Regions from separate parts of the Mus musculus genome. Here region 2 is linked to region 1. Evidence: chromatin loops called from intact Hi-C (ENCODE). Cell type or tissue: heart. All regions are shown on one strand. Links, peaks and the distances in the headings refer to the core of each region. The heading gives the core; the rest is flanking DNA. Region 1 holds the start of Ptx4 (pentraxin 4). Region 2 overlaps Ift140 (intraflagellar transport 140).

Region 1 (16,317 bases), core at 265-2,764:
TGGTCCCCTGGTGACTGCTGTCTCTGTTTTCCTTAATTCTGGAGAGACTTTCCCCAGCACATTACCCCACTATGCTGCCTTGGGTCGGATGACTTTCCACTCTAGAGCACTAATCAACTCTCTAGGCGCCCTGAGGGAAACAGAATAAGGAAGCCAGGAACAGCGGATATGGCCAAGTTGTAATGCGGATGCGCTGATGTATTTGGTGGTACACAAGGGTGCACGTTTACTGCGAACACGCAAACTGCGTCTAAACTGCCCTAAATGAAACACCACTAGCTGAGTAAACACCCAGGGATCCTGACTGTCGTCTGAACTTAGCAGTGTGAAACATTCCATCATGGCAGAACTTTTCTTGACCATCCTGATCTGGAAGATACATTGAGGGAGCAACATTTCAGCGGAACTGGGTGTGGGTGGAAATCTGAGCAAGCTGTATTCATTCAACATCATCAAGCAAAATTACCCTTCCTGAGCAGGAAATGAGCCCACTCAAGGCTTAGCAGTTAGCAGAGCATACCAGGGGCCAGAGCGATTATCTTAGAGGTTAAATTACGTGTGGCTCTTGCCAAGGTCCCAAGTTCAGTTCCCAGCATCCATGGAAGTGTTACCGATCAGCCAGCCAGGATCTCTACACAAATAAAAACTGGGGTTAGTCAAAGAGAAGGTCTTCAAATGGTAGCTTTCTTTTTTTTTTTTTTTTCTCCATGTTTGGCCTCAGTGAGAGATGGCAGATGACTCCCCTAGTATTAGGGGACTGGAGGCATTGGGACCCTTAGCCCTAAAAGTATTCTAGCTCTTACGTAGGTCAGGAATCCTTGGCTCTTTCCTGTGGCTGGTGCAGCTTCCACTAAGCAGATTTGGTGATTGTAGGGACTCTTCAGCCCTACAGCTTTACAATTTTTGTGTAGACCTTCGCTCTTAATGACAGCCAGTGTTAAAATTCTTGGCCTAGGGTTGAGACCTCTTGGCTCTCTGGAACTCATCTGGCATCCAAGGCTATGCCATCTCTTCTCTGGTTTAGTCAATTATCCTCATTCAGTCTCAGTTTCTGCACTCCCCTGATGCCTTGGCTACTGCTTCCTCAGCTATGACAAAACTGACTGTCCTGTCCCTTTTGTAGCTTGGCCTGCCAATTGCTCAGCTGTCTCTGCCACCTCTTTTTTTTTCATGATAACAGCTTAGCCCACATTACTGAGAGTAGGCAAGCAAACCCTGGAGAGGAGCCTTTTACTGTACCTAAAGCTGCAACAAAAGGGAGGAGATGAGGAAAGTCTCTCCCAGAGGGAGTCAAAGCGGCTGCCTTCAAATCCTGAAAAGGGGCACTTCCTCTGCTAACAGTCTTTGCACCAGCCTCTGTAGTTCCTCAGCTAGGCCACCAGAGGACGTGTTCTTCTCAACCTGGTCGAAATGGTTGCAAAAAGCCTTGGGGCTGTATCTTCCAGACCTGAAGCAATTTGCAACCTTGTAGTTTTCTCAAGGCCCTCAGAGTTTCCTGGATAGTCAGAGCTGGCATTAGGGCAGGCCAGGAGTTGTTGACTGGCAATTCTTTTGCTAAAGCCATCCAGAATGGAAAACCTAGCAGTTGCTAGTTAAGAGCTCGTGTCACCTCAGCACCCAATATTTTTGCTTATTTTTCTGGAAATGAATACCAGAGTGCTTACAATAATAAATGTTAACAGTGCTTAGCCCCTGGCCAGTGTTCAGGCGGAGATGGGTGTCCTTATTTGTTTTAGAACAAAGGGGTGTTAGGAGGATCCAGTCTTCACTTAAAAGTAAAGGTACAGGGCTGGTGAGATGGCTCAGCGGTTAAGAGCACTGACTGTTCTTCCAAAGGTCCTGAGTTCAAATCCCAGCAACCACATGGTGGCTCACAGCCATCTGTAATGAGATCTGGTGCCGTCTTCTGGGGTGTCTGAAGACAGCTACAGTGTACTTACATATATTACATTATTTATTAATAAACAAGTTTTTTTTTAAAGTAAAGGTGCTCCGCTGGCAAGCTTGATCCCCTAAGTTCAGTCTTCAGGGCTCACTTGGTGGAAAAAGAGAACCAACTCCTCAAAGTTGTCCTCTGCCCTTCACAAGCACACACACTCATTGCTCCCACAACCACACACAAACAAGAAATGAATGTAATGGTAATTGTTCTTCAAAAAGACTAGACCTGGGAGCTGGGGAGAAGGTTTACTAGGCAAAGTGTTTGATGTACAAACATGAAGATCTGAGTTCAAATCCCCAGAACCCAATATCAAAGCCAAGTGAAGAGGCATGCATCTGTGTTGCCAAGGAGATGTAAACAAAGTCTACCCCCCTCCTTTTACAGTACTGATGATAAATAAGCTGAAGTACATTTCCACCAAAGTTGACTCTGAGGAATCAGTGAGTTTATTAGGCTTACTGACAGAGCAATGGGTGAGGGGGTATAGGCAGTAGCAGAGGTGACCTTAAAGCAGTCACACTGGAAGGTCTGCCCCCCAACAGACCCCCATGACTGTGTAGATAGAACCCTTCCCTAATTTTTTCATATCTCTATACTCTGTCCCTTCTCTGAGTCCCCCATGGCTACAATGAACTAGGGCAGACTTGCATATAACTGATTGGGAGGAGGCTGGATACTCAAGTGAGTATCCCCTGGCCCTCTCTGTCCTTCCTCTATGAGGTATCACCAAGTCCCGGGCATGATGGTCATTTCCAAGTTGATGGTGACAGATGTCTTGGAGGATAGTCCTGCACAACAATCTGTGACCCCAGAATCAGAACAGGGGTGTAAGAGAATAGTGTGTGGAGAAGAGCCTGCCAGGTAGCCAGTGAACCCGAGAACTAGTGAGGTGCTGTTTCAAAATAAAATGAGGAGGTGGAGACCTGAGTAAGGCATGCGACTTAAATGTGTGGTGTCTACACATGAGCCTGTGAGTAAAACACACACAGAATAAATAAATAAATAATAAAGGTCAACACTGGGTTCAGTCCAGAGAACAGACAGTAAGAAACCACTCAAATAGAGTTGTCAGAACACATGTGGGGCGCTGTAGAAGTGAAGGGGGTATCTCCTGATGTAACCAAGACTTGAGAGTGGGGTGTGGGAGCCCCAGCATGAGACATTCCTGAATCTCCATCCCTAAACTGCAACTCCATTACCTCTTGACCCGTCCATTTTCCTGAAGTTCACCCTCCAGGACTTCCCAGTGAAGGTAGGGTTGGGGATACGTTTCTGGAGTCTCAGTACCTACAAAGGCCTATACTCTTTGCTCTTGAGTTATTCACATGAAATAGATGCACTATTTTATCTTTTTGCCATTGTTTTTTTAGTTATTTTTGTGGTGCCATGGATCAAATTCCGGATCAGCATAAATGATAAAGTCAGCTGTCCCCTTGGAATTGTCCCAGTCTCCTGAACCAACAGTTTTTCTCCCTGGATACTTTTGTGGCTTTTTTCCTCTGTCTGTGATGTTCTGATGTTTGACCAAAGGAGCTTTAATGGCAGCAGCCAGCCTCTGGGATGACACTCTCAGTGGCCTGTCCTCTGGGAAGACACTATGGCTCCTGTCATCTTGGAAATGCTAATGCTTTTGTTGGTGACACTTTCCTGAGTTGTTCTTATTACTACAAACTAGGCTTCTTCAAACAACAGAACATTATTTTCTCACAGCTCTGGGGGTCAGAGTCTGAACCCAAAGCAGCATGCTACTGCAGAAGTTTCTTCTGGTTTCCAGAGGCTCCAGGTGTGGCCCGCCCCAGCAGCATTGTTCCCATCTCGGCCACCGACTTCATTGGGCCTCTTCCTTGGTGTCCTCTCTGCCCCTATCAGGATGCTTGCTGTTGAGTGCAGGGCTATCTGGGTACTCCAGGGTTACTTTATCTTAAGATGTTGCCTGGACGTTTTTCCCCATAAGGCTATATTCACAGGTCCTGGAGCAGAACTTGGATCAATTTCCTCAGGGACCCTCATTCATCCCCCTGCACAGCCTGTAACCAAAAGCCAGGCAGGGAAAGTCAGGTATGTCTAGCTTGATTTCAACATTACATAATACATTTATCAAAATATCATATTAACTCAAAACATGTGCAATTTGTGGGACTGAGAGAGAGAGAAAGAGAGAGAGAGAGAGAGAGAGAGAGAGAGAGAGAGAGAGAGAGAGAGAGAGAGCAAACACCTATAGTCCTAGCTGAGGACTGAGATAGATCATTTAACCCAGGAGTCCAAGACCAGCATGAGCAACACAGCAAGATCCTTTTCCAGGGAAGAAAAACATAGCTAATTTTAATTTAAGTTATCCCATTCTAGAATAAGATAAAGTGAAATTCAGTCTCATTTCTAAGAGGGATTCCTTCTCCAAGGCAGTGAGACAGGACTCATAAGACATGGCTGCATGTGGCTGGAATCCTGGGCACCAGTGCACAGCTGGCTTGGACAACTTCCTGACCATGCTCAACCCCTGTCCTGCTCTGACTTCTTGGTGGGAACTCCAGTCTAGGTGCTGCTGTTAGAGCCATTATCAGCTCCTGTCTGCCTCTGAGCCAAGCAAAGCCCTGAGCACATCCACTAGAACAATTTCCCAAAGAAGCTGTTTGTGCCTGTTTGAAGCTCGTTTCCCTGGGAACCTCGGGTTCCCAAAGCCCACTGGATTGAAGGCAGATGCCTTTCATTAAGGTGGCAGGAAGAACCTGACACTCAGCCAGGACAGAAAGAAGAAACCCAGTCACATGGTGGGCTTCAAGGAGCAGGGATACGAGACAGACTCAAGGGACCAAGGGACGAACATCAGCTTCTGCCTCTGTGTGTCCCAGCATGAGGTGCTTGAAGAAGAAGACCCTGCTTTTTCTCCTCATTTTTGTGTCCCTGAATGTACACAGGACTCCGTCACAGGAAGCTCACCCAGCCAGGCAAAGAAAGCCATTTTTTGAGAGGCTCCGTCGACTAGAAGAGCAGGTAGGTGTACTACACTTGGGGAATTGGTTTTATAATACCAGGAGCAGGTAAAGAATGGATGTCATGGAGTCCGATGCTCTCTGTGATCCAGGTACACAGAGAGCACTTGGTTTGCTCTCCTTGTTGGAAGCCAACGATATTCTCACCTGTTTTTAGAAACTAGGCAAGCGTTTGCTAGGCTCTGCTCTGAAGTCCAACTAGACAGTGTGTGTGTGCGTGTGTGTGTGTGTGTGTGTGTGTGTGTGTGTGTGTGTGTGTGAAGATGCAGGAGACCTGAAGAGGTGTCTAGAAGACCCAAAGAACACAGCCTGGGTAGCGACTGTGCAGGACAGTATTCATAGTTGTGGGAGCTGTGAGGGCACTGGTCTATTTCAAAGCAGAACATATGCTCTGTCCCAAGGATTCCGCAGGGGTCTGTAGACAGTTGCCCACCCCAAGCACGTCCTGTACTGATCCTGGTACAGCCAGACATGGTGGAGTGTACCAGTAATTCCAGCACTTAGGCTCAAGTAAGAGTATTGCTATGAGTTTGAGGCTAGCCTGAATGAGGACATGGTGAGTTCCAAGCCACCCTGTGCTACTGACTGAAACTCTGTCTCAAAACAAGCAAACAAACAAACAAACAAAACAACAACAGCAACAACAACAGGGCCAGAGAGATGGCTCAGTGGTTAAGAGTTCTTGCTGCTCTTGCAGAAGACCCAGGTTCAATTCTCAGCACGCCTTTGGCAGCTCACAATCATGTGTAATGCCAGCTCTCACTCCTCTGAGTACTGCATGCACATGACACACAGATACACAAGCAGGCAAAGCATCCACACACATAGAATGAAATAGAACTTAAACCCAAACAGCAACAACAAAGACTGAAAAGGCAACAGCTGTAGCTCAGCAGCACGGGGCTTCCTTGCCTAGAATGTACAAGATCCTAGATACAGTCCCCAGAGCTGGAAAACCATAAATAAGTATAAATAAATGCATACATACATACACGCGCTCTGAGCTGGAGAAATAGTTCAGCAACCAGGAGCACTAGGTACTTGGAGAGGATCCAGGTCCATTCTCAGCACCCACGTGATGGCTCACAACCTATTCATAACCCTAGTTCAAGCACCTCCAAAGACACGGTACACACATGGTGCACATACGTTCATGCAGGCAAAACACTCATACATATAAAATTAAATACATCTAAAAAACTTTTTTTTATGAGACATGGTTTTCCTGTGTCGCCATGGATACCTTGGAACTTGCTCTGTAGATCGGGCTGCCCTCGAAGTCACAGAGACCCTCCTCCCCTGTCTCTACCACCACCCAGCTCAATCTAAAATATTTTTCAGTGCACTCATACAGCCTGTCCTGCAGTCCCCTCTGAACACAAAGGTAGCCCCGAGGATCACAGTAGCAAGATGTCTTCCAGAGTGTTGGGACCAGAGAGGATCATCACTAGGGTCATGGGTCTGGAGCCCACATTTTACACTGTGCAGCTATGGGGCCTGAGGACAGTTACCTGCTTTGTACCTGGCCCTTTGGGACTAGTCATGATAATCTCCACACATGTCCTAGCATGGTGACAAGGATCAAATTGTTCAATTTATAAACAGAACCATCCATAGACTTGGATGTAGATAGAATAGATACTTCTGAAGTATTCTTAGGGTAGCCTCAGCCTAACCCCATAAGAGCTGTGTTCTCTTTACAGTTTCAGAGATTCCAACAGGTGACCTTAACACACCTTCAGAACATTGCCAACAACTACAATGTTTACCACAATATGGATGTTCGCTTCCAGAGCCTGGTGGAACAGAGCCAAGCCGTAGCTCTAGCGATGAATCAGTCTCAAGCTGCCATACAAGGAGATGTGGCCCATTTAAAGACCTGGTATAGGAAGAGCCAGCGAAGGAGCCAGAAGGTAGATGCCCGACTTCAAGCCTTGGACCTCTCCCTGAGCACAAAGAGCAGGCAGTGGGTAGAGAAGGAAGGGGAGCAAAAGGCACAGAGGGAGGCTATTGCAAGCCTGGCCCTAAGCGTTCAGGCACTACAGGATGCACTGGCCAGCCTTACACAGCAAGTCCACAGCCAGGGTGCCAGGCTTGCTGCTCTGGAGGGACAGACACAGAGGGCCTCCTCTGGTACTGTGGCCCTGGGGTTGACCACAGCCCCCAACCCCACCCAGCTTGCTCAGCGAGGCCCAGGATCCTTGCAACTGTGGAGGGACCGCCAGGTAGCCAAGTCTTCACCCCAACACAGGAGTTCCCCTCATGACGTCACTGTCCACGTTCAGGAGATGCAGAAGTTCCAAACCCCAAGCAGTCATCAAGCAGCCCCACCAAGGACCTACCAAGGACCAGGAAACAGTAAGTGACACAAACCTGTCACCTCCCTATCAAGTTCCAGGTTTCCCTAGCAGTGTCTGAGGTTATAATGTCATTCCTGACACCTGTCACCCCAAAATCTCTTTCCCCCAAGGGCCACATACCTAACACCATAAGAGAGAATGGCCTCCAGCAGGTCAGGCTGCATAGCAGAAGGGCCTCTATTGAAGTGACTGAACCAGGAGCCTCAGGATGAGTCTTGCTTCCTATTAACACTACTGTGACTTGGGAAGCCAAAGAGAGATAGTTGAGTTTGCGTTTGTGCAGGAGTCCAACACCGGCCTAGAACAAGGGCAGAACTGATCGGTGCATTGTTTGGCACAAAACAGTGACTTTCACACTCCCAACCACACTTCCCTGCCTCCTGAATTCCCCTTGGCTGAGTTCCTCACTTTCGTCTTATCTAGCATAGTCCCCACCCCAAATCCTCCCGGGGCTTGGGATGCATGCTCTTTCCTGAGCCTGGGCTCGGTCACAGAGTTGATATTTCAGTGTAAAATAAACTAAAAAGTGCTCAGGGAGGTACCAGGTACCAGCTGTGGCATAGGGAAGAGAGGGGCCGAGTGCTGCCTATTTACTTGAGTGAGATTCACTGATAAGTACTAAAGGAACCTCAGACTGAAAACGATTTATTTCCTATAGAATAACCCTAGATTATCTGGCTGATAATAGTCATCGGAGGCTAGAGAGGAAGGCAGGAGAGCCAGAGCTGGATGACACCCGAGGACAGAGGCAGAAAATAAGAGGGTGGACTGTGGAACCAGGGGGTAGACGGGAGCCAAGGCCTTCAGGACTACCACTTCCAAACACAAGGAGGCGCTGGAGGAAACTGACCACGGAACACTGGGTCTTGAACCCTGGGAGAGCAGGTTCAGGTTTATGCCCTCCAAAAGAAAGCTGGTTTACATCAATAAACCCATAGCAAAGTCATAGCAGCCACAGAGAGCATACACAAAGGCTTCCCTGGTCTCGAGGTGCTTCAGAGACAGACAGATAGACACAGAGGATTCATCGACTCCCTGAGAAGTTATTCTCAGTTCTCACCTGTGCAGAAGAAGGGTTCAAATCTTGAGTGCAGAAAGGGTGCTGCAAGCACTCTCCGGAGACCTTGGGGTCACGCTGTAGATGAGAGCAAAGGGCAGGCCTGCAGCAGGATGCTTCTGATCTGCCTCATGCTCAGAGCTGACTCTCTTCCCTCTGTTTCCAGTTTGCAACACGGACCCAGTGCTGATTTTCCCCAACACCTCCACCGAAAATGTGATCTTCCTTAGCCCTGGCTTCCTCATGCCCCTACGAGCCCTGTCCTTCTGCAGTTGGGTCCGAATGGCCACCAGCCACCTGGGCACCCTCCTTTCCTATGCCACCAAAGACAATGACAACAAGTTAGTACTGCATGGCCGAAACTCCCTGGTCCCTGGTTCCATCCACTTTGTGATTGGGGACCCAGACTTCAGGGAACTGTCCCTGAAACCACTCCTGGATGGCCAGTGGCACCACATTTGTATCATCTGGACATCCGTGGAGGGCAAGTACTGGCTCCACATAGACCGAAGGTTAGTAGCCACCGGCTCCCGCTTCAGAGAGGGCTATGAGATCCCTCCCGGAGGGTCGCTTGTGCTGGGCCAGGAACAAGACACTGTGGGGGGCGAGTTTGACAGCTCTGAGGCCTTCGTAGGGAGCATATCTGGCTTGGCCATCTGGGACCGGGCACTGCTCCCTAGAGAAGTTGCAAACTTGGCCTCTGGAAAAGAGCTCCCAACAGGCGCTATTCTGACGCTGACCAATGTCACTTCTGTGGGTGGATTTGTGCAGAGAGCCAAATGTACCTGCCTGGAGCAGTGTCCATATGCCACACCGTGACTGTGTCACACACAGTCAAGGCCATCAAGAACAAGCCTCACCAAAAAAAAAAAAAAAAAAAAAAAAGAGCTGGGCGTGGTAGTGCACGCCTTTAATCCTAGCACTTGGGAGGCAGGCGGATTTCTGAGTTCAAGGCCAGCCTGGTCTACAGAGTGAGTTCCAGGACAGCCAGGGCTACACAGAGAAACCCTGTCTTGAAAAGCCAAAAAGAAGAAGAAGAAGAAGAAGAAGAAGGAGAAGGAGAAGGAGAAGGAGAAGGAGAAGGAGAAGGAGAAGGAGAAGGAGAAGGAGAAGGAGAAGGAGAAGGAGAAGAAGAAGAATCCTTATCAACACATTCCAAACACTCCCCTGCTGTCACTGCTGTCACTGCTGTCACTGCTGTCACTGCTGTCACTGCTGTCACTGCTGTCACTGCTGGACTATGTGCGCCTGCACTCTGATGTAGGAGCCTCCTGCATGGAGACTCAGATTAGACAGAAAATGTGCAATGGGGAAAGAGAGGGGGTCGAAGAGCATAACTTCCCATTGCTGTGGAATTTTGTTGTTTGTGGTTTTGTTTGATTGTTGTTTTTGGATTCAGACTTTCATACTGTAGTCCTTATTAACCAAGAACTTACTCTGTATCCCAAGCTGGCCTCAAACCCATAGCAATTTGCCTCCAGGGTGTGGAGAGTCCAGATGTGAGTCACCACTCTCACACCCCTTTCTTTTCTTTCTTCTTTCTTTTTTCTTTTTGTTTTTGTTTTGTTTTGTTTTGTTTTGTTTTTCAAGACAAGGTTTCTCTGTGCAGCCCTGGCTGTCCTTGAACTCACTTTGTAGACCAGGCTGGCCTCGAACTCAGAAATTCACCTGCCTCTGCCTCCCAAGTGCTGGGATCAAAGGTGTGCACCACCACCGCCCGGCCCACAGTGATATTGTTATAGGCTGCACTGTTCTCATACTACTCGTGTGTAGTATGCTATTCTTTGACCCCAGCTGAGTTGGTGGACAGGAACTTGGTTGGGCTTCCTTCTAAAGCTCCTTGGTTGCCAATGAAACACTGTCAAACAGATGAGAGGCCAGTTCCCAGGGGCCCCCTTGAAATTACAAGAAGTACTTTTACCATAGCTGTCTCCTCTCCAAAGATTCACTGAAGGTTTCTGTAAGCATGGATGTTCCAACATCCCTCTCATGAAAAAGGTTTAACAGTCTGTCCTCTCACCCCCTCTCCAGGAGCCTTAGGTATTCCCTGGAGGTCAACTCGCCATTCTTGTTCTGTTGTCTCTGAGAGCCATTGAGGCTGCCAGAGCTACCATTAAAGACACACAAGTAAGGCTTTACAGTTGAATTTACCAGACATTATTTTCATATTAGAATATGTGCCCTTTTAAAATTTTTTATAGATCTTAATAAAAGTACTGAGTTGTGCAACCATCACAGTCTAGTTTTATTTGGTTATCTTTTTAAAAGTTCTTTTGGTTTTGGAGACAGGGTTTTTCTGTGTAGCCCTGGCTATGCTGGAACTCACTCTGTAGACCAGACTGGCCTTGAACTCAGAGATCCTCCTGTCTCTGCCTCCCAAGTGCTGGGATGAAAGGCGTTCATACCACCACTGCCCAGCTCACCTGGTTTTTTTGTTTTGTTTTGTTTTGTTTTGTTTTTTTGTTTTGGGTTTTTTTCCTTTTCTTTTTTTTTCTTTTTTAATGTGGATTTGGGGGATCAAACTAGAGAGTCAAAGGCAGGTGGATCTTTGAGCTCAGCCTGGTCTACGTAGTGAATTTCAGGATAACCAAGGCTACTTAGAGAGACCTTGTCTAAAAAAATTTTTAAAAAGAAAGAAAGAGAGTAAGAAAAAGAGAAAGCGAGAAACTAGAATGGGAGGAGCTCTGAAAAGAAGACAAAGCCATCGAATCCCTTTGTCTGTTGAGCTGTATAGGGCGATGGCTGAAACAGAGCCAAGGCTGAGCTAAACTGATGAGTCAGCAGTTCTGCAGCTGCTAACAGCTGAGCTACTGAGCAGGCTGGCATGCTTCGGTCAGTCCCTGACCCAGGGACGATCACGAAGGGTGTGCGCTGCTATCAGGTTAGGAGTGTTGACATTCCCTCCCTTTGTCCGTTTCTAGCTGCTGCTTTCTTCACTGTTAGTGTTCTCTGTCTGCTAGCTGTCACTCACTTGGCCAGCTTGCTATCTGACCTTGCTGTCACTTACTGGACCAGCTTTGCTATCTGACCTTGCAGGTGTCCAAGTGCTGTAATGATACGAAGCTCTCTTAGTTCTCAAGAAATAGTTACAACTCTTGGTGTTTGTTTGTTTGTTTGTTTGTTTTTCAAGACAGGGTTTCTCTGTCTAGCGCTGGTTGCCCTGGAACTCACTCTGTAGACCAGGCTGGCCTCAAACTCAGAAACCTGCCTGGCTCTGCCTCCCAAGTGCTGGGACTAAAGGCATGTGCCACTACCACCCGGCTAGTTACAGCTCTTAATTAATCTTCGTTAATTTTTTTTATCTAATGCGTGCCTTGGGGTTTCTTTCCTGTTGTATGTGGAGGCTTTGTTAGGGGCTCCCTGGTGTAATTAGTTATATCAGAGACAAGAGTCTACAAGAGGAAGGATTCCTCAAGGACTCGTGGGTGGGGAAGCCAGCCTGTGCTCGAGGACGCAGAGCCCTGGCCTTTCCCTTATCTCGGGAGCTTGCTTATCTTTTCTGTTTTCTTTTCATTAATTTTTTTAGAAAGGGTTTCACTATGTACCCCTGGCTGTCCTAGAACTCGATCTGTAGACCAGGTTGGTCTCGAACTCAGACATTCACCTGCCTCTACTTCCTGAGTGCTGGTATTAAAGGTGTATGTCACCATGTTCGGCATCAGTTTGGCTATCTCGCGCCTAATCATAGCACTCTGATTCACTTTCTCAGTGTTCCAGCTTGGCCATTTCCACACTTAGTTTTTCTGTTTGACCTCAGTGTCTGTCCCCACAGTAACACTGTGAGTGACTGATAGTTTTCACCGTGTGCCTCTTCCCTGCCCCCCTCCCTATGGAAGCTAGCACCTGTTTCTCTGTTTGTGGAAGAGTTATGACTCTATAGTATGGGTTGCTGTCCAACTTGCTACCCTCCCAACTCAATTCTCCAAATGCTGGGATTATAGACACCTGCCACCATATCCCTTTCCATTTCAAAAGCAAGAAAGTGGCACTGGACAGATGGCCCGGAGGTCAAGAGCATTGGCTGCTCTTCTAGAGAACCCAGGTTTGGTTCCCAACACTAACATGAAAACTTAGAACCACCTGTAACTCCAATTTCAGAAGATTTGATGCCCTTTCTGGACTCCACAGGTACGAGGCACACACATACATGTAGACAAAACACTCACATACATTTAAAAAAAAATCTAAAATGAGAAAGTAGACTGGAGGTGACCCATTTCTATTGCTAATAAAACCATGGAGCCCCAAAGCCTTCTACACCCTGAGTCTGGAGGCTTCAGTTTTATAGAGGCTGGGTCTCCATTCGGCTATCCTTTCATCAAGTGGGAGGCAGACAGCTATGCAAAACCCTACCCAGATACACTGCCATGGGAACCTCACTCTAAATTAGTCTTTTTTTTTTTTGATTGGATCTTTGTAGCCCAGGCTAAGCTTGAGTTCTCTGTGTAGCTGATGATGACCCTAAAGTCCTGACCCTCCTTCCTCCACTCCCTGGTGCTGGGATTACAGGTGTTTCCCATAAGGGCTATATGCATGTTGGGCAAGCATTTCCTAACTGCTACATCCCCAGCCCCACCCCTCTCTCACTTTTCAAGACAGTTTTTCTGTGTAGCCATGGCTGGCCTGGGACTCGCTCTATAGACCAGGCTGGCCTCAAACTCAAGAGACCCACCTGCCTCTGCCCCCTGAGCACTGGGCTTAAAGGTGTGTGCCACTACACTGCTACCCTAAGTGAGTCTCTCTTTTCTTTTCTTTTTTTTTTTCTTCAAGACAGGGTTTCTCTGTGTAGCCCTGGCTATCCTGGAACTCACTCTGTAGACCAGGCTGGCCTCGAACTCAGAAATCCGCCTGCCTCTGCCTCCCAAGTGCTGGGATTAAAGGTGTGTGCCACCATGCCAGGCTCTAAATGAGTCTCTTAACAGCATCTTTCCAATTTATTGGTGTGCCCTAGGCCTTCTGCTAAAATCAGCTTCCTAGGCCGCCTGTTCGTGAGTCACAATCAGGAAGAATGTCAGACCTGGAAACCCCAGTGGACACCTCATGGCTGTGATCTTGAGTCATGCTGTCTTCTGCTTCCCTAAGAACCTGAGCTCTTGGTCTCAAGCACAGCCAGTTGAGCGTCCCTCCTTCTCGAACATCCCTTCCTGCTTCTCTTAACACATTCTGGAAGCAGTGTTTGCTTCATTTCATTCTGGCTTCAAGGAGAGTGGGGAGCAACATACTTCTCCTGGAAAGAGCCATCTAGTGATCTAGTGATTGCTGGAGGGACGGCAGGGTCCTGGGATTGCTGATCTGTAGAAGATCCCAAGCAGCAAGCAGGAAAAGCTGGACCTCCAATGGTTTGATTACAAATGTCTTGCTCTCAACCTCGTGGACAGGCTAGAACAGCTGGAAGTAACCAGACACACACAGGCTCAAAGCCAGGATTCGGCAGAGCATTGGTTCTATAATCCCAGCTTTCAGATGTTCAACACAGTCTAAGGGAACCAAGATATCACACCAGTCACTGCAGAGCTTGGGACGTCAGCAGACATGTTCCAGCACAGTTGTCATTCCAGACAAGTAGAAGGTCTTAGATGTGGTCCATTAGTGTTTGGGGCAGTGTGGGAGGACCTTAAGGACAAGCGGAAATCTTAGACAGGCAGTCATGGGAAGTCGGTTGGATTTGGAGATATGTTCATCTGACTCAGCCTCCCAGTGGGGTCATCAAAAGCCACCTGTGTATTTTGAAGTATGAACCTCACCCTTTCTAAGGCCACTAGATTCCTTCTTTCTTTCTTTTTGAAAAAAAAAAAAAAGATTTATTTATTATGTATATGTAAGTACACTGTAGCTGTCCTCAGACATACCAGTAGAGGGCATCAGATGTCATTACAGATGGTTGTAAACCACCATGCAGGGTTGCTAGGATTTGAACTCAAGACCTTCATAAGAACAGTCAGTGCTCTTAACTGCTGAGCCATCTCTCCAGTCCCCTAGATTCCTTCTTTAACCACATCTATTACATTGTTACAATCCTGGCCCTTCAAGGAATCAGTACTAACAAGAAGCCAATGGTCCTCCCATAACCAATTTGTCCACCCCTGTCCATTTCTTGTCCACCCCTGTTCATTTCTCTTCTTACAAAGACTTACAAGGTTCAACAATAGAGCATTTGGCTGACATGTGTAAGACCCCGAGTTTAATCCCTAATAGACAAAAGTCAATAAAAAGAGAACAATAAGTTGAAGGCCCTGGTCTTTTGGGAGCTGTGGGAATTGTACCACTTTGTCAGCAAGGGTTATGGAGAGATCTATGCCCCCAGGCATGACCCTAGGATGACTCTCTCCATTATAACTCCTCCTACATATCCTGCTATGCCACATCTCTACTCTGCTTATTCTTCTGCCAATCCTTTTTCCCCCCAAACTCTATCATCCAGAAAGGCCCAAGCCTGTGCATTTAGCTCAACTGACAACTTAAATGTCCTAGTCTTAAAGAAATTGTGATCAAAGTTTGTATGTGTGTGTGGGGGGGGTGTGAGACAGGGTTTCTCTGTGTAGCCCTGGCTGTTCTGGAACTCACTTTGTAGACCAGACTGGCCTTGAACTCAGAAATCCACCTGCCTCTGCCTCCCAAGTGCTGGGACTAAAGACATGTACCACCACTGCCCAGTTTCTGATCAAAGTTTTGAAGGGATCTAAGTTCAAGCCCCATGGAATACTAATGACCTTAGTTGGACAAGCCAGCTTCATTTCCCAACCTCAAAGCCCAGCAATACAAAAGAGGTTCATGACATCCTTATCACTGTCTTGTAAAATGACAAAACTAAGGTGTGTCAAAGAGGAAACAGCACACACACACACACACACACACACACACACACACACAGAGAGAGAGTCACAGGATAATCATGGGAAAATTCAGAACACCATTTAACTTTCTTCCTCTTATTCTGTGTTTAGTTTTGGTTTTACTTTGAATTGTATGAAAGGAAGGACATTTCCTATAATCCTCTCACCCTTAGAGGTTAAGATGAACTTAAAACTTTCTGATTTGAAAATTTTCAAATAAAAAAGTTTCAAGGTAATATTATATACATGTATATGCATATATATATATATAAAATCTAGGATATATATATGTACACATATATAGATGAATGTACATATATATCCTAGAACCCTTGTTAACTCTCTTACATATGATCTTTGTCACCACTGATGTCCTGAATTGTATTTTAACTATTTTTATAGAATCTTTCTATGTCGTACATATTAACCCCAGCCCTCTCTGATATTTCTCTGTTAAATGTAGCTTTCACATTATATACCTATTTCCTTCATTAAGTGGACACTTTCTTCCTTGCTTCCTTCTACCATCCTCTGTAATGCAACTGCCATGACACTGCTCAGAAGTAAACTTTGTAACATCGTTCTTTCTCTGTAGAGTGCCACCCATGATTACAGTCACTCTCGGGTCCCTGAAGTTGTAGTATCAAATCCCAATCCTTGCCCCTACATAATTCAGGATACATCTAAGAACAACTTTGTTGATGTAACACCGATACTAAGGCAAACTTAATCTTCCTAAAATACTATTGCCTAAAGCAACCTGCGGCTAGTTAATGCCACGCCCATGTGCTGTCCTAGTCTCCTCCTCGGAGGAACCCCAGTCTTTCCTAATTTGGCACTTCAGGGTGCCACGGTCCACCCAAGTCGGTTATGGGGGTCTCTGGAATGAGGGTCCTCAAAGCTAGGTGGGTAAGGATTCGGTGGTGACAAACAGAAACAAACACAGAGGCAGTTTGAATCTGAGTGCATTTTGCAGCTCTCAAGCAGGGGATTTTATACATTAAAAAACCAAACATTACATCTCTTAGAAACTATATCCAGTGAAACAATCACAAATACCAACAAAAATCATTTGGCACAGTAAAGCACAAAAATCATCCAAGCATTACAACTCTGAAACTATGCATTCAGTGAA
Region 2 (16,317 bases), core at 5,703-8,202, 54 kb before region 1:
TTAAGCTGGTCAACATGAGTCACTAGAAGGCTGAAAGTAACAAAGTTTGGCATTTACTAGGAGAGGGAGCCAGAGAGGGGATGTCACAGGCCTTCATCTTCCTCTTGCTGCATATGCCAGCAGTGATTCCTGCCTCCTGGTGGTCACGATCAAGCAGTGCTGTGTCCCAAGGGCCCACCTAGCAAGGGTACACCAGGAGCTCCGTCACAGATGTGGCCCGGCAGCCCTGGGTTCTGAGGACCATTTTTAACCCCACAGGTACAGACTTTCTATACCTCCTGGGGAGCCACAGGTTGCGGGCTCCAGCCTGTCCAAAAGCACCGAGACCTCTGGAGGTGTCCGTTGGCCTGTCGGCCCCTGGCTGGAGAGCGGATGAAGGCTTTTCTGAGGAAAGCTAGTGGGCTTCATCCTTTTGTCTCAGCTGTTGCTCTGCTGTGACAGGCCAGTTTTCAGGGTGCAGGAATGTGGACTTCAGGGTTGCACCAACCATGACTTAGGGTATGTGCCTCCTCGGGGCCCTTAATGGCCTTCTTAGCCCTTTTTAGGGTCATCCCACAAAAGCCTCAGAACAGAGTAGAGACACGATGGAGAAGCTCAGTTCAGAGGCTCGTGTTTATTTTAAATTAGACAAACAATCAGGAGTAAAACGTACGCTCTTAACCTGACTCTGGCATGAAACCGGTACCACCTGGTAAGGTCTGGTTGTCAGACCCTTCATGAAAAGATTCCTGGATGTCCTGCTTCGTAAAAGTCACTGGGGATACCATCCTAGTAGATGCAGAATAAATTAACCCCAAATGGAGGTGGAGAGCAAGGTGCCCATACTGCCTCATTCCCTGTCTCGGCTTCTAGTCTCCACCTTTGAAACTCACATGACGTGAAGCCATGCTCTGCCTGGCCAAGGAAGATCGTGTCAGAAGTAGGATGACACAATGACACAGAGACATATAATATATTCATATGTAACGTAATAAATGTACATGAGTATCATACATATGTATATATAGGTAGCCCGGACTCACCCCACACCTCTGCACAAGCAGGGCCTGGAGCAGTCTACCGATTTCTAGACTACAGCGTTATAGTGGTTATTCATAGAGAAAGTCCCTATAAGGGTGCTCTCAGCATGGAGACTCCACATAGTCATTATCTAAGCCACGGCGAAACCGTGCAGTGAGAGAACGGCTGATGACGATCACCCGGGGTGCCATGCAGTCCTCCCTCCGGTGAAGAATGTTCCAGATGAGCATTGCAGCCGCCAGGGTGGCCAGAAGGCAGGCACCAATGTTCAGGTAGCAAGACCAAGATAAGTTGGTGTAAGGGCCAATTCTGTAGAAGGTCACCAGTCCGATGACCAGCACGAAGCCTGCAGGAAGGAGAGGAGAGGTTAAGAAGTGTGTGTGTACAAGCAGGAGTCCTCAGGAGTCAGGTCTGTACCCCTGTCCTTCTACTGTCCCCCTAGGATAGGGCAGAGCTAGTTTGTCATCCTGCTTATCTCTTGCAGCCTTTTCACCTGAGGTTACAGCCAGGCTTTGCATCTGAGTGGCTGCAGGAGGAGAACTAGGCCTGTCCTGTCAACCCCTGGGCAACAGTCTGGCCATCTACACTCAGTCCCCACACCTGGGAGGCAGCCTTCCTAGCCCCAGCCAGAACCAGCCATCATTATCTTAAAGCGAGTTGAATTACCTCTGATTTTTATAAATGCTTGTTAATTTGAAGCAGAAAAAAAATAGATATTTCTTAAATTTATCTAGAAACAGACTGTCGTCCGCTGGTTTAAATCCCTGTTGGAGAGTTTCCGTACCCATGATTCTGCTGCCAGAGGGAACAGAGGTTCCCTCTCCCATCAGGGAACCTAGAGCCCACACTCGGAGCCACCGGGGCCAGCTTGGGGCCTGGCTCAGGTCTGGTTTTGGTAATGTTTGGTTTGCTTTCGCTTCTCAAGAGCATTTCCCTCTCACTGCCCGACCCTGCTGTGCTGCTGCTATTCTCCTGGGCCTTCCCTCCTCTCCTTCACCTGACACTGCAGGGCAGGAGAGGCGACTCAGGAGCCACCCGCTGATCCAACTGCTTTGTGACTGTTGGTCCACTTCCTTTCCATGACTAGCTCTCGCTGTGTAGCCTAGGCTGCCCTCAAACTCTGGGTTGTCATCCTGTTTCATTCTCCTGAGTTCTGCGCCGGGTCTGGCTCTCACCAGTTCCTTTCTTTTAAGCAATGGCAAGGGCTTGATCTTGTTAGTTTCTTATTGTAAGTAATGGGAAAATCTTGGTTTTTCTGCCCAGAGTCTGTCAATCAACTAGGGTGTGAGGACAGCTGCTTGGTAGAGAAGGCAGCACTGGGAGACTTGCAGGTCTGATGAGCAGAGGCTATGCTGTGCTGCTGCTCAGTAGCTGGCCCTGGGAGAGAGCTGCAGGGACTCACCAAGCCTTAGCTCAACTGTGGGATCAAGATGAAAAGGGCAGGGCAGAAACAGCCATGAGAGAGGGAGGAAGACACAGACCAGCCACTTCTTCCCCAGCAACATTCTCCTCCAACTGTCTACTTGTCTTTCTCAGATGCAAAACACCACCGCCTCGGGTTCATCCGTGTCCCCTACCGGAGCTGAGGTTCCTCTATACCCCTGCATATTGACATCTGTATGTCTATTTAGAATGTTCCACTCACTCAGAAAACCACCGCCGCTTTCCAACTCAGGATGGCCCTGTGTAGTCCAGAGCAAAGAGCAGCATCAAGAGACAGGCAAGGTAGGGGACAGAGAGACAAAGACAACAGCTTTGACTTCTCTAAAACGTGGGGGCCCTGACCTCATCCTCACTGGACCTTCCAGGAGGAGAGAACAGATGGAGTTTGCTTTCCTCTACCTTATCCTAAGCTATTAAAACTCACGTTCGGGGTCACTATAGTACTTTGTGGATTTTTCATGCATGAAAATTTCATACATGAAAATACTATTTAAATTTGCATTCCAAAATGGCTGTGGTGGCTCACATCTTTAATCCAGACACTCAGAGTATACAGATAGAGGCAGGTGAATCTCTTGTGTTCAAGGCCTGGTCTAATGAGCAAGTTCTAGAATATACACAGACGCACATGCGCGCACACACTTGCATTCCACCTGCTACTAGAGGCAACTTCTCTACCAGTGAAGGAGAGTTAGGCTTCTCTTTAACAGCTTCATTCCATAGGCATTCATATTAGTAGAGTAAAGCTGATATTTTGTTAACAGATTTAGAAATACTTTGTGTTCTCTTATTCTCATATCTTTGGGCATGTTTATCAACCAAAAGACTTTCTGATTTTGTCTTTTGTTGTTGTTTTCTTTTTGATTTTGATTTTGATTTTTTTTTTTTTTTTTTGAGTCAGAGTTTCTATAGGTAGCCCTGGCTGATCTGGAACTCAGAAATCCGCCTGCCTCTCCCTCCCAAGTGCTGGGATTAAAGGTGTGTGTCACCACGCCCAGCTAGCCAAAGGAATTTTTTTTATGCTTGTTTCGGAAACAGAAAAAAGATTAGAATCGAGGCAGACTGGGTACACAGAGGTTGCTAGCTTATGTCTTCTGAAACAATAAATAGTAAACAAGGAGGGATATGAAGCCTAAGGAAGCAAAAGCAAGCAGAAAGAAATATGCCAATATGCATCCCTAGTGTGTAAGAAGGAAGAGACTGAGGGTAACCCCTTACAAGAAGTTTCCATGGGGCTGGAGAGATGGCTGGATGATACTGAGTGCATACTGTTCTTGCAGGGGACCTGATTTCGGTTTTTAGCACCCATGTTGGGTGGCTTACATGTGCCTGTCACTCTAGCCCTAACGGGTGCAGCACACTCTTCTCAGCCCCTTCAGTACCTGCACTCACTCTTAATGAGTGAGTGCACACAATTTTAAAATATTTTTAAAAGAATTAGCCTGGGGCCGGGCAGTGGTGGCCCACTTAATCCCAGCACTCGGGAGGCAGAGGCAGGCAGATTTCTGAGTTCAAGGCCAGCCTGGTCTACAGAGTGAGTTCCAGGACAGCTACACATAGAAACCCTGTCTCGAAAAACCAAAAAAAAAAAAAAAAGAGAGAGAGAATAATTCTGAACCTTCTGGTCAAGACTAATAATATGCAGTCATGTGACTAGGGAAGTTAGCAAGGGGGAAAACAGCAAGTTTTGGCGCGTGCAGGGCCGAGAGACCTGCTCTACTCATTAAGGTGTGGTGTGGCCCTGGGCTCACCGTTGCACTCTCAGGAGCGTGTAGTCATGATTCAAATGAGCCTCCTCTGAGAGGGGCCCCCAGGGGACAGCCCAGCATGGACTGCATTTCAGCAAAGAGAAGGGAGGAGAGTCTCAGATGTGGTGGTCCCGGAGGACATACAAGAGCACATACAGGCAGTCCCTCCAAACAGTTCACACTCAGCCGACTGTATCTCTAGAAAATATGTAGGCTCTAAAACTGTCAAAATAGTCTGATGTTACTGGACCAGCACAGAAGGGTCACCTTGAGGGAGCAGTCTTTGTGGTCAGTTTGTCCCACATGTCGGAGTCATGCCTGCTTTAACTCCTCTGTATGCATGTGTCACGACGACGAAACATGTCAACAGATTGAGGGTCAAGCACTTTCTGCTGCTAGATTTGCAGGAGTGACCTGCTCCACAGTTCCATGTTCTAAGTGCTGGCTGACACTGCCGAGGACATTGGTCATCAGATGCCGCCTCTTCAGTCACCGAGCAAAACTTAGGCCTTCCCCACGCATGAAATGCTTCATGGCTTCCTGATGCCTCTGCTCCTCAGCTTGGCAGCCCTGCCTGTCCTGACACCTCTTTCCCTGCCACTCCTGGCTTCCGCTCGCCCCTGCTGCTTCGTGGTTAGGAGAGATTTAGTTGTTCAGTGTGGCTGTCCCTTGGCTATCTTACGGTGCCTGGTGTCCTCCTTTGGTTTCTATCTCCCATGTCTGGGAGTGCCGTAATCCAAGGATACCAAGGATGCTCCAGAGTACCAAGGACTGTCAGGAACTGTGTGCTAAGTAACTTGAGGCAAATCACAGCAAATGGGAAACCGAATAGGCTGGTGTGAGCCTGTGGAAAAGAAGGAAAGGGCATGCCCGCCTGAGCTCCGCTGTGACCCCGCTGCCCCTGCTGAGTAAAGGCCATGGAGGAGCCGGCTGGCACCTTGTAGGGCTTTGTGTTTGTCTTGTTGTTTTTGTTTTCTCTGTGTAGCCCTGGCTGACCTGGCATTTGCTCGCAGGCCAGGCTAGCCTTAAACTCAGAGATCTGCCTGCCTCTGCCTCTTGAGTGCTTGAATTAAAGTCATGTGCCACCGTTGCCCAGCTACTTTGATCTTAAAGTTGATCAGAATTAGTCTCACAAGACTGAAGCCACCCCCAGCTAAGATTCCCAAGGACCATGCGAGGGATTAGCACTGGCGCTCATAGGTGGCCAATGATTTGTTCCAGGATGGCGACTTTACAGCTCCATCAAAGGGATCCAGACCTTTCCATAACTAGCTATATTATTTATTATGCACACAAACTAAAGTTTCAGAAGACGTATCTACTTCCAGGAACAACAGAGAAGATGAAAGAGCACTCATCCCGTTGATGAGTTAATTAAAGAGATGTAAGTTGACATGTGCATAAAAGACCTTGTAGAGCCCTCTATGTTCTGAAAGTATAAATTGGAAAGTAAAAACTGTAGATATGGGCTGGGTAGATGGCTCAGTTGGCCAAAACCCTGCAATACAAGTATGAAGACATAAATTAAGATGCCCCCACAAAAGCTATGTTTAGAAAACAAAACAAAACAAAACTGGGCAGTGGTAGTGCACGGCTTTAATCCCAGCACTTGGGAGGCAGAGGCAGGCAAATCTCTCTGAGTTTGAGGCCAGCCTGGCTACAGAGTGAGTTCCAGGACAGCCAGAGTTAAAACAGAGAAACCCAATCTCAAAAGACCAAATGAATGAGTGAATGAATGAATGAATGAATGAATGAATGAATGAATGAAGCTCAGCATGGTGGTGCATATCTGTACCCAACCTCAGTGGGGAGTGGTAGGGAGGGACCGGTGGATCCTGAAGCTCAAGGGGCAGTCACTAGTCTCTAGCTGAATCGAGGAGCGTCAGGTTCACTGAGAGATCCTGTCTCAAAACTAAAGGTGCATGATGAGGAAAGACAACTAATATAGACCTCAGGGCACCACACAGGCATGTGCACACACAGCCACACTAACAAGTACATACGGCATGCACACACACCAACTCACACACACATACATAAACATGGAGCCTGACTGATACACACTTTACAAAGGAAAAGTGAGCTGGACGGCCCTTCACCTGGTTCATCGGTAGTCATGGAAACCCAGCAGCATGTGGCCTGCCTGGGGCTGGGCTGGCTGAGTTCCATGTGTCTCCCCTTTCCCACTGGAGTGAAAGTCAGAGGCTGCACTTCACTTGCTTTTTCATATTAAAAAAAAAAAGTAGAAAGGAAAGTCTAGGTGGTTTTCTGTGAAAAAAGCAAAGCATAACTATGTACTAAAGTCTCATACTAGATATTGCTGTGGTAGCATCCGCCTACAATCCCAGAGCTAGGGAGGCAGAGATGGGAAGGTGAGTGCCAGGCCTGCCTGGGCTACATAGAGAGACCCTCTCTCAAAAAACAAAAGCAAATGGTTGACACATCACTCGTTCTGGGTATTGATCAGTTTAAGTTTCAGTTCAGTTGTCAGTCAGCTTTGACCACGTTAGAACGCATATAGAAAGGGGAAATGGAATAGTCTGCCCATTCCCAATATGGAGCCCTACAGGAAATCTGAGCAAGGGACCTAGGTGAGCCAAGGCCAGCCCAGGGGCAGAGTCCTACAAAGAGGGGGCCTGATACATTGTAACAGGCATAGATAGCTCTTAGCATCCTCTAGCTCCACAGTTGGCTGCCATCCAAGACCTGCCGTGAACCAACAGATAGGACGGTATAGGCTAAGAGATGATAGGAAGAAATCACCCCGTTATTCAGTGTCATTAATAAAAAGCAGATAAACCGTGGGAGAGCAGAGGTGTGACGCTGCGTGAACTCACTGCATCGCCACGTGACCCTGGCCTCTGGGAGAAGGCGCCACGAGAAGGCGCCACATCCATCGTGTACTACAGACATTATTCTGAAGTAAGGTCAGCTTCTACTTGTGGGGCCTCTGTGCTTGGGAAAGGATGGATGAAGGCCCTCAGTGTGGGCCAAGGTTGGCTTAGAAATCCTACTTTCATCCCCCCTAAGTTAGGTTCCCTTTCTCCTCCGTGTCCTTTCCCCTGAAGACTTCTCTCCCCCAAATTTTCAGTGATGTAATCAGCCTGTCCAGAAACCTCCAGAAGGGAAGTGAGTGCTTCAGCGAGTGCTCTGTTCTGCACACACGGGATCAGTTCCATCTCTATGAAGTCCCGTTGCCAAAGCAAACAGCCTCTTCCTCTGCTCCGGCCAGCCCAGCGGAGGGCGGTGTGAATTCCAGCACAGTGGAGAGCGCCCCTTTCCTCTCTTTCTTCCTTCCTGCCTTCTTCCTGGGGCCTAAGCTTCTGTCACAGAGTCTTCCCTTTTGGAATGACTATCAAACATACACACAGGTGGCATCAGAGGAAAGACACTGGGGTTGACCTCTGGTGCTCCTCGGCAATTGAGCAAGCAAAGTGCTGGTGCCTTAGAGGGAACAGGACCGGCTTCTAAGATGCATCCTGACAAAGGGTCAGTTGCAGACACTGCCAGCCTTGGCATGTCCAGCATGTGTAGCCAGCATGTGTAATAAGGGAAGACGAGCAAACCAGACTTCTACCTCTTCCATCATAGTGTTCAATCCCTTGTGTAAGGAGACTCGGCAGTACAGGACATGAGCCTGATTTTTTATCCAAATGGTTCTTTCTAGTAGAAGGATCCGTAGCATTGAGGAACGGGTGATCACGTTCTTCTATTGCTCCCAAATGGCTCAGTTGGGTAAGGAAGAAGGGGAGGAGAGATAAGGTATACCTAGGACCAAGCAGGGTGGTGCTTGAGGACCAGATAAAGAAGACAGAAAAGGAAATCACCCCGACCGAGCAAAGCCTAATCAAAAGTACTTACAGTTACTAGGAAAGGATGAAGGAAACCATTATTCGTGACACAGGAGAAGCTCTGGAAGTCTGGGACAAGGGGAGTTATTATTGTTGGGGAAGGTTGGCTGCATCTTTGTTTGTTTTGAGACGGAGTCCTATGTAGCCCTGACTAACTCAGAACTTGCTCTGTAGACCAGGCTGACCTTTAACCTCTGCCTGCCTCTGCCTCCCAAATGCTGGGATTAAAGGTATGTGCCACCATGCCTGGCCTCTGGCAATATTTGACCAGGTTCAGAACTGGCTGAGCCAAGAACAACTAAGGAACAACTCAGAGCCCAGTGTTGAAAGTCGTCTTGGTGGTGCTAACATCCACTGTCTAATAGTGCATGACTTGGTTTGTAATGCTTTGTCAGTGAGCTTTGCAAAGTCTGAGCTGCAAAAGTCACCATGCATACATACATACATACATACATACATACATACATACATACATACATACATGTTGGAGAAGAGACAGGCTTAGATTCCACCATGAAGGTAGCTTTGAGTAAAGTAATTAATTATGGAATAGCTTACACAACCCACCTTTCCCAGGACATCTCTGGGCATCAGGAAGACAAATTGGCACCATATGCTGTGCTTGGGACTTCTTGTTTGCTGTTTGTTCGATTGGTTTGCTTGTTGGCTATATACTGCCATTGTCCAAAGAGATTTGGAAATGGGCTATATAAACTATAATGCTAATGGGAGAGAAGAGGAGTTCTTAAAGGAGAATGCAGATAAGGAACATGGCCTTCAAGACTACACATTCACTCTTCCAAGACCTCCAGCTCCCATCTCTCTGGCTCCCAGAACAAAACTGTAGAACTTCCTAAGCCTGGCATTCCACAGGGAAGATGCCATAAGCCCTTGCATGGATTGGTAGTGACACACAGGCACATCGAAGGGCATCGTGTTGCCCTTCCAGCCTGACCCGGTGTGCAATGCCCTCATAGCGGGCTCCTTAGGCAACAGGGCATTCCAGGCATGTACTGGGACCTGAAGAATTTGGAAGTCCTCAACATCCATGTAGGGCTGAGGCACCTCCTAAGCAGAGCTGTGAACCAACCCTAGCTCCTTACACTGCTCCAGGTGCTGCTTGGTGCCAGCGAAGAGCCAGAGGCCACACAAGCTCATTGCCTTTATAGAGCGCTTACCCTCACCTAGTCAGGGCTACTTTTCCTGTACCTGTGCTACATGGTGAGTTGCAGGCCAACCTGAGCTACATAATAAAGGAAATAAGGGCTGCTGGGAATCCAGCTCAGTGGTAAGGTGCTTGCTAATGTGTGGGAAACTTCAGCTCATTATTTAGCACCATTAAAAAAATGGTGCGGCAAAGAGAAGAGGAGAAATAGAGACAGAATAAGTAGAAAGGGCACACAGAGCAGAGCAGGAGCTGTGCACAGCACCTTCCGTAGCATGGACTTCTATGGGGAGGCCAAAGACAGCACTCAGACCTAACAATCAGAACCAAATACTCAGGCCAGCTTCTCATTCCGGACCTTCCTTCCGGGGACGCGAGTGCACAGGGCTCAAAGGGTTCTGTGCGCTCTATCTGCATGGTCCAATCATCATACTGCTGGTTCTTGGGGAGGAGCTAGTGGGAACATCTGGCCTTCTTAAACCTGTGCTGTGCCAATTACCACAGAGAGCCAAGAAAGGGAGAATGGGGAGAGAAGAAAGCAGACAGAGCAAGACAGCCCATGTGGAACTGCCTGGTGGTAACAGAGTCACAGCCAGAGCCACCTCCCCCCTTGTCTCCCCAGGACTTTGGTGGGCACTTCGCTGTCTTAGGACCTGTCTCCCTGTCAGAAACACAGCTGCTTTCCCAGGGGAAATTTGGAGTGGAGTTTGAGTGAACAATGTTGAGAGCACATGGAGTATAAGGGTCACGAAGGAATCTTTCCAGTTTCTAGGTAAAGCAAAATTAGGCTTGGAAAGTCTTTAGCAGATATTGGAAATGCTGTTGCATGTACTTGGTGGAACCTATAAGGGTAAAACCACACAAGACAGCTGACAGCCCATGAGAGGAGCAGCTTACCACAGCTGTCCCTGATGTTGCTGCGCAAGGGTCCCTCAGAGCTGCAGTTCTTACTCAGGATTGTGCTGAACATGGTACTGGTGCCCAGAGATGTCGGGCTAATAGCACTTGAGAGCACAGGCAGGTGGGGAGCCTGCTGCCTCCCCTCAGTTTGTTCCTTCTACTGGGTTCTAGGGTTCTCAGCCTCCTCTGTCAATTCCACAGACTTTCCTCTCTTCATTAGCATCTTCTTTCCCGCTACCCACCCACCTCGACCCAGCACTGGGACTCGGGTTAGCTTGACAACAGGTAATAGCAGGCGTTTCCTCGTCCTGTGACAGGACATCCTGGCGCCCCACAGTCTCTCCCTGGCTTTAAAACAGACCCAAGCACAGGAAAAAACCCAGCTCTAAAATTAGCAGTGTGATAGAAGAAAGGCACATAGCTGCTCTCTGTACTGTTTGTCAATGAAACAGTCTAAACAGGCCAAATGCATTTCCTTTTTGGGCAAAACAGACCCGTCAGAGTGATAGTCAGATACCAAAGGGACAAAGCAGCCTGGGAGGCATGAGGAGCTTCCAAACTGCCCCGGGCCACTACCCTCACTGCCCTGGCTTTTTCCACTGGCCTCCAGCTGTTGGGAAGTTTTTGGACAGAGATGGTCGAACCTTTCCAGAGGTTGTGCTGGCCTTGAAATATTCAAAATAGAAGTGTATTAACCCAGAACCCCTTCAGGAGGCCCCTGATAAATTCTCTCCAAGACTGCCAAGGACAACTCAATTTCAGTTAATGGAAGTTTTCCTTATTTTGAGTTTTCATCAGTGAGTATTTGGACATAACACACACAAGTTCTAATGATTCCAAGTAAGAGTCTCTAGGTTGTCAGTGTAAGAAAGGCAGCAATCAGGTTGATTCTTTCACTAGAAATAGTTCAGGCAGGAACTAGTGAGAAGAAAAATAAACAACAAAAGAACTATGGTTCTTTTCCTTTTTGGCACTAAGCTGTCTTTTATTTGTTATTTTTTGGAAGGAAGGTGGTTTAGACAGGGTCTCACCATGTAACTCTGGCAGGCCTGGTACTCATTCTATAGACCAGGCTAGCCTTGAACCTACAGAGATCTGCCTACCTCTGTCCTCGGAATGTTGGGATTAAAAGCGTGCATTGCTAGCACCAAGCCTTTTTAAAACTTTTTAAATCTTTTCCTATGATGCTTTCAAAATCTTCCATTTCCTTCTTGAGGATGGATTCAGATGGTAGAGGCCACTCCTTCAGTGGGAAGAACTGTTTACTTTCTATGTGTGATCAATAGAGGGCAAAGTGTGAGTCTTTTATAAACATGCCCATGTTATACTCTTAGTGGTGAAGGCAGGAAGGGGGCAGGATTGACAACCCCCCTCCCCTGTCACATCTGCATGTCTCATATCCAGTGGGTATCACAGAGACAATCTCATATTGCAGCTGGTAAACTGTAGCTGGCTTGTATTACAGCTGGTAAACTGCAGCTGGTTTGTATTGCAGCTGGTAAACTGCAGCTGGTAAACTGAACTGCAGCTGGCTCTGTGATTGGCTCACATTCACATTGGTAGAACCAGGATACAGTTCCAGCTCCCGTGCCACTGAGCCCTGGGTCCTTCCACAAAGACTTCACAACCTTCCCAAACCCCACCCCTACCCCTTCCTGCCTCTGCTGGTCCCAGGGAAGTGACTTTCGCAGGACCATTCTGCCACACTATTCTTAGCATTCAGGGTAGCAGGGCTTCCTGACTCCCCCCAGGCATTCTCTAGCACATAAATACCAGTCAGCCTCATTCTGGAAACTGTTTCTCAAGGAAGATAAAGGCCCAGGATCTGTTATTCCTAGAAGGATTCCCTTCAGACTTCCTGCTGTTTCCCCTGTCAGGAGTAGACGCTGGCCCCAGGAATGACTGGCATTCTAGACCAAAAAGGAAAGGTGGATAAAGAATGCCCCACACTCTGCTCATGTGCACCTGTGTGCCGCTCTTCTGTCTATAGACCACACAGCTGACATCCTCCGTGAGCTGCAAGAAGCTTGAACTTCTCCTAGTTGTTCATGATCCTAACAGCTCTGAGCCCACAGGATGGAGCAGTGGGACTCCAGTCACCAGAGGTGGTGGGTCGTGGTCACACACCTGCTTTGACTTCTAACGCCAGTCTAACCCTTCCACGATTCTGTGGATCATTGCTGGTGGTGACACCACTCTCATCCTTTAAAAACAGCAAAATTTCAGCCAGACGTGGTGGCACATGCCTTCAATCCCAGCACTCAGGAGGCATGGACAGACAGATCTCTGGGTTTAAGACAAGCCTAGCTTACGTAATGAGTTCCAGGCCAGCCAGGACTCCATAATGAGATACTGTCTCAAAGCAAATAAACAAAAATAACAAACAGCAAATCTGCTTCTATCATATCTAATCCTGCACACAGTATCCCCAGATCACTAGGTGGGTGGATGGCTGAAGCAGCTGTGCTCTCTGACAACCCAGCGTCATGCAGTCAGGTTATGGTCTGCATCTGTGTGGCAGCCAGGAGGGGAGTGATGCACACATTCATGGTTAGGCTTCGTGCTTACATGAGCTTCTCACTGGTCATGAGCAAGGATTTATGCTGAGCCCAGGTCGGGGCCCAGGAAGCCTCACTTAAACAGAGCCCTACTTTGTGTTGTGACTGTAAGCTGGGCAGGCTGGGACTAGGCTAAGGCTGCCTCCCATCTCTGCCCAGCATAAACCAGCTATTCCCCAGATGCTTCATCACATTGACAGCAGGAGCACACTGACATACAGAAGGGTAAATGTGCTACAGATTCTGTAGACTCAGCAAAGCAGAGCAGCTTACTTGAGTATGCTAGAACCTGGAACCGCACCTCAAGCTGCCCACGGCCCTGGGGTGCTCTCCCTCCATGGTATCACAAGGGCCCAGCAGGTCTTCCGGCTCTATGGGACCACAGTGTGGCTACTCTTCCCGCCCTGGGTACTTACTTGCCAGCTGGAATGCAGCAGCCATTGCCTCCTCCCAGCACTGGGACTCTGGTGACATCAGGGGCAGGCCCGTTAGCCCAAGGATGAAGGTGATCTGACCCACAACAAGTGCAGCTGTGGCCACCAGGTTGCAGGCACGCATCATGTCAAACTGTACTGTGGGCCAAAAGAAGGGAAGGCAGGTGGTCAGTGTGTGAGCCATAGGGAAGAGCCAAGTCAGGCTGGCCCACTCTCATTTCAGTGATAGCCACTTCCATCATGGGCCTCTGTTGGACCTTTGAAAAAGTAATACAAACAGCTAGACTCTTCTCCGAACAGAACTTTGTGTGAGCACCTTACCCACTCAGGAGTCTTCATGCTATCCTCGTGTCTTCTCACCAGCCACTCCAGGACCCCTGAGCTTAAGTGCAAGGTCACATCGCCCCTAGGCTGCAATTCTGCTGTGTGATTTGAGTTTGTGTGTGTGTAGTGTATGTATGTGTATACCATGGTACTGGGGTAGGGAGCTGTTAGACCTGCTTGCATGTGTACACATGGCAGCCAGAGATCAAACATCTTCTCTACTGTTCTCCACCTTAGTCTTTGAGATAGGGTTTCAGCAATTCTGCATCTCATCATTTTGGCTAGACTGGCTAGCGTGGGACTCCTGGGGTCCTCCAGTCTCTGCCTTCCAGTGCTGGGTTAAAGGCTCCCTCCACTACACCCAGGCTTACTGTAGGTGCCATAGATCTGCACTCTGACCTTGCACAGCAAATGCTCTACTCACTGAGCCACCTGCCCATCCCCTGGTTTGGGTCTTGATGGGACAAATGTTCCTTTTTCATTCAGGTACTACATTCTAAGTGAAGCCAGAAGGGGAAGTCCTGTCAACAGAGAGTTTCTTGCTTAGTAATGGACCCCAGGGGTTCTCAGCTGCTGTTCCCCAGTTAGCTGATCAGACACCAAGAACTCAACAGTGGTTTTATTTAGTTTTGGGTTTTTTGTTTGTTGGATGAGATTAAAGGCCTGGAGCACCATACCCAGCTTAAAACTCTCCATTATTACCTCTCCCTCCTATGAGCAAAAGACTTAATTCTTTAGCATTAAGAGATTTCACTTGGGTTCTCTACTAGCAGTGGACAGAGCAGGAGCCAGACTGAGTCTGCCGAACCCAGGCTCCCATCCACTTATCTCCTAGTCCTTTGCTCTCGCAGCAGCCAGTAGTGGTCCAACCTTGTGCCTGACTTTTACTCCCTGCCCACACCCTGTTCTCAGAAGATGGACAAGTCAGAGTGTGGTCGGTGAACTGTAGACAGAGCACTTCTGGCCCAGAATTTTGTTTCTCCCTCAAATGAAATGTCACACCAAAGCTGTGTACTACTGTGTACTGTGAAATGGTGGTACACTGAATGCTGACATTAATAGGCCAGGTTGCCCCAGATCAACAGCAAATCTGTGAGTGGAAACTGCTAGAAACCAGGGGGTGGGCACAGCAGGAACAACATGCCATAGCCCAGCCTCGTGTTGCCGTGTCTTGTGGTCTAGCAGGAATTAGGAAGTTCTGATTCACAGATGTGTTGCAAATAAGTCAGTGCTCAGCTCAAAGCAGACCTGGAAGACCGGAGGCACTCCTCTTCCCACATTTGAAAGATTGCTTTTTAGAATTGGCTTATCACAAATGTTATCATCAGAAACACAAGAACTGAACACACACACACACAAGCACAACCTTCCAAGATCCCCGAAGAACCTGCACTCCAGGGTTACTGTTGGGCTTCCTCTGAGGGCAGGGAAGGGATGGAGGCCGGCCGGCTCATGCACAGGTTAGGATGGAGGCCGGCCGGCTCATGCACAGGTTAGGATGGAGGCCGGCCGGCTCATGCACAGATTAGGATGGAGGCCGGCCGGCTCATGCACAGGTTAAGGAGCCTCTTTTGTGTGAGCCAGCAAGTAAGGCCCCACTTACAGAGACCTGAAGATCTTCTGTTCCACTTCTCACAAAGACTGAGAAAGGCAACCCAAGGGAGGGGCAGGCTGCTTCCCCTCAGAAGGCTTTTAAATGGCTAGAAGGTAACTTTGAACCATTACTGCCAATATTGGCAGCTCTGTTTGGCTTGACCTAAATGTTTGTTGAAATGCAATATAAATTTACAAATTAGCTCGAAGCTCTCTGGCTTGATGTCTGTCTGCCTTTCCTCTCATCTCTTGTGGGTTCATGTGTCTGAGCACATGATAGGTACCTCTGCCCTAGGCTTGTGGGCACCTCACTGTCCCTCTGCTATCCCTTCTAACCCATCCCTGAAACCCCACCCTCCCAGGTTCCCTGCATTACAGAATCAAGACTCAATTCATTGACTATCTAGCTGAGGCCTATGAGAATGTACAGACCTGGAGACTAGAATTCAGAGGGGAAAGCTGTCTCATCCAATGGCCAGAGGCCTCTGTACCCTTTTCTGTTCTTGGAAACTGACATTGTAAGTGTGTTCCCGGGACGGGGCTAAAAACTTTCTTAAAACCCCATACTGGCAACCATGACATTGTGACCCTTTTCCTTCAGGCCTTTCTCAAACCATTATGGCAGTTTTGAGAGAAGTTATCTTGTCACATGAACTGAACACAGGCTTGCTCTTGGGGCGCTCTGCCACGTGACTGTCATCTCTGCCTAGGCCTCTGTGTGCCCTTCCCCGTCTTCATGCTGGATGCTGTCTGATTCATGCCCCTTACAGGATCGTGTTTATATTTAGGCTGTGGAATGACGGAGTCATTCAAGGGTTTTGTGCCACTTCTGCCACCAAGGATCAGCCTGGCCTTCCTATTGTGTTTTATGCTACTTCCTCTGCAGAGAACTCTCCCGTCACTTAGAACTCCAGGGCCCCTTCCAGATCCCAAGCTTTTCCACCTTGCCCCCTCCAGTGTGGGAGTAGCACAAGCAGATTTAATCCCAGTGAATCATGTACACCACCCGTATATAGGAAGAGCCCAGTGGCTGTATAAGATCTTAAGCTTACTGGACAGTCCAAGCAGCCTGTGGATCTGGTGGCACACCAGAGCGAGATGCTGCTGGAGCAGCAGTTGCCGCTGACCAGATCTTCTAGCTTGGGCACTGTAGTAGTTTCTCCTACTTTACCCACAGCAAAGCCTCCAGTGGGTCCTGCTTCCGGTGACTGTGAATTTATGTCCTTAGTTACGGCAGCCGGAATGCATTTCATTAAAGACCCTAACACTTTAAAGGGGCAT

The links. A loop is a pair of places that touch in the nucleus more often than their neighbours do. Peaks named below come from ENCODE experiments on the same cell type or tissue, not always from the same donor. Only the 100,000 strongest peaks of a DNase experiment are listed, where the experiment ranks them.
Region 2: it touches region 1 in a loop (2.0-fold over the local background); 1 of 42 quality-filtered maps calls a loop at or near these places.

The regions. Positions count from the first base shown.
Region 1 is chr17:25,116,059-25,132,375 of GRCm38, forward strand. It overlaps Ptx4 (pentraxin 4), which reads left to right and starts at 4,702. Exons shown (of 3, transcript NM_026747.1): 1 at 4,702-4,933; 2 at 6,636-7,290; 3 at 8,516-9,210. The coding sequence starts at 4,793. The coding sequence ends at 9,168. In heart, for the core only: a CTCF peak has its summit at 1,381; no DNase peak of the experiment used is centred there; H3K4me3 peaks cover 221 bases; H3K27ac peaks cover 330 bases.
Region 2 is chr17:25,057,108-25,073,424 of GRCm38, forward strand. The region is part of intron 18 of Ift140 (intraflagellar transport 140); the gene reads left to right. It overlaps Tmem204 (transmembrane protein 204), which reads right to left. Exons shown (of 3, transcript NM_001001183.1): 2 at 13,102-13,257; 3 at 595-1,366. The coding sequence ends at 1,122. Among named protein-coding and RNA genes, the nearest start is that of Tmem204, 16 kb to the right of the region's middle. In heart, for the core only: CTCF peaks have their summits at 7,108 (motif pointing right) and 7,405 (motif pointing right); DNase peaks (open chromatin) are centred at 6,874 and 7,424; H3K27ac peaks cover 1,145 bases.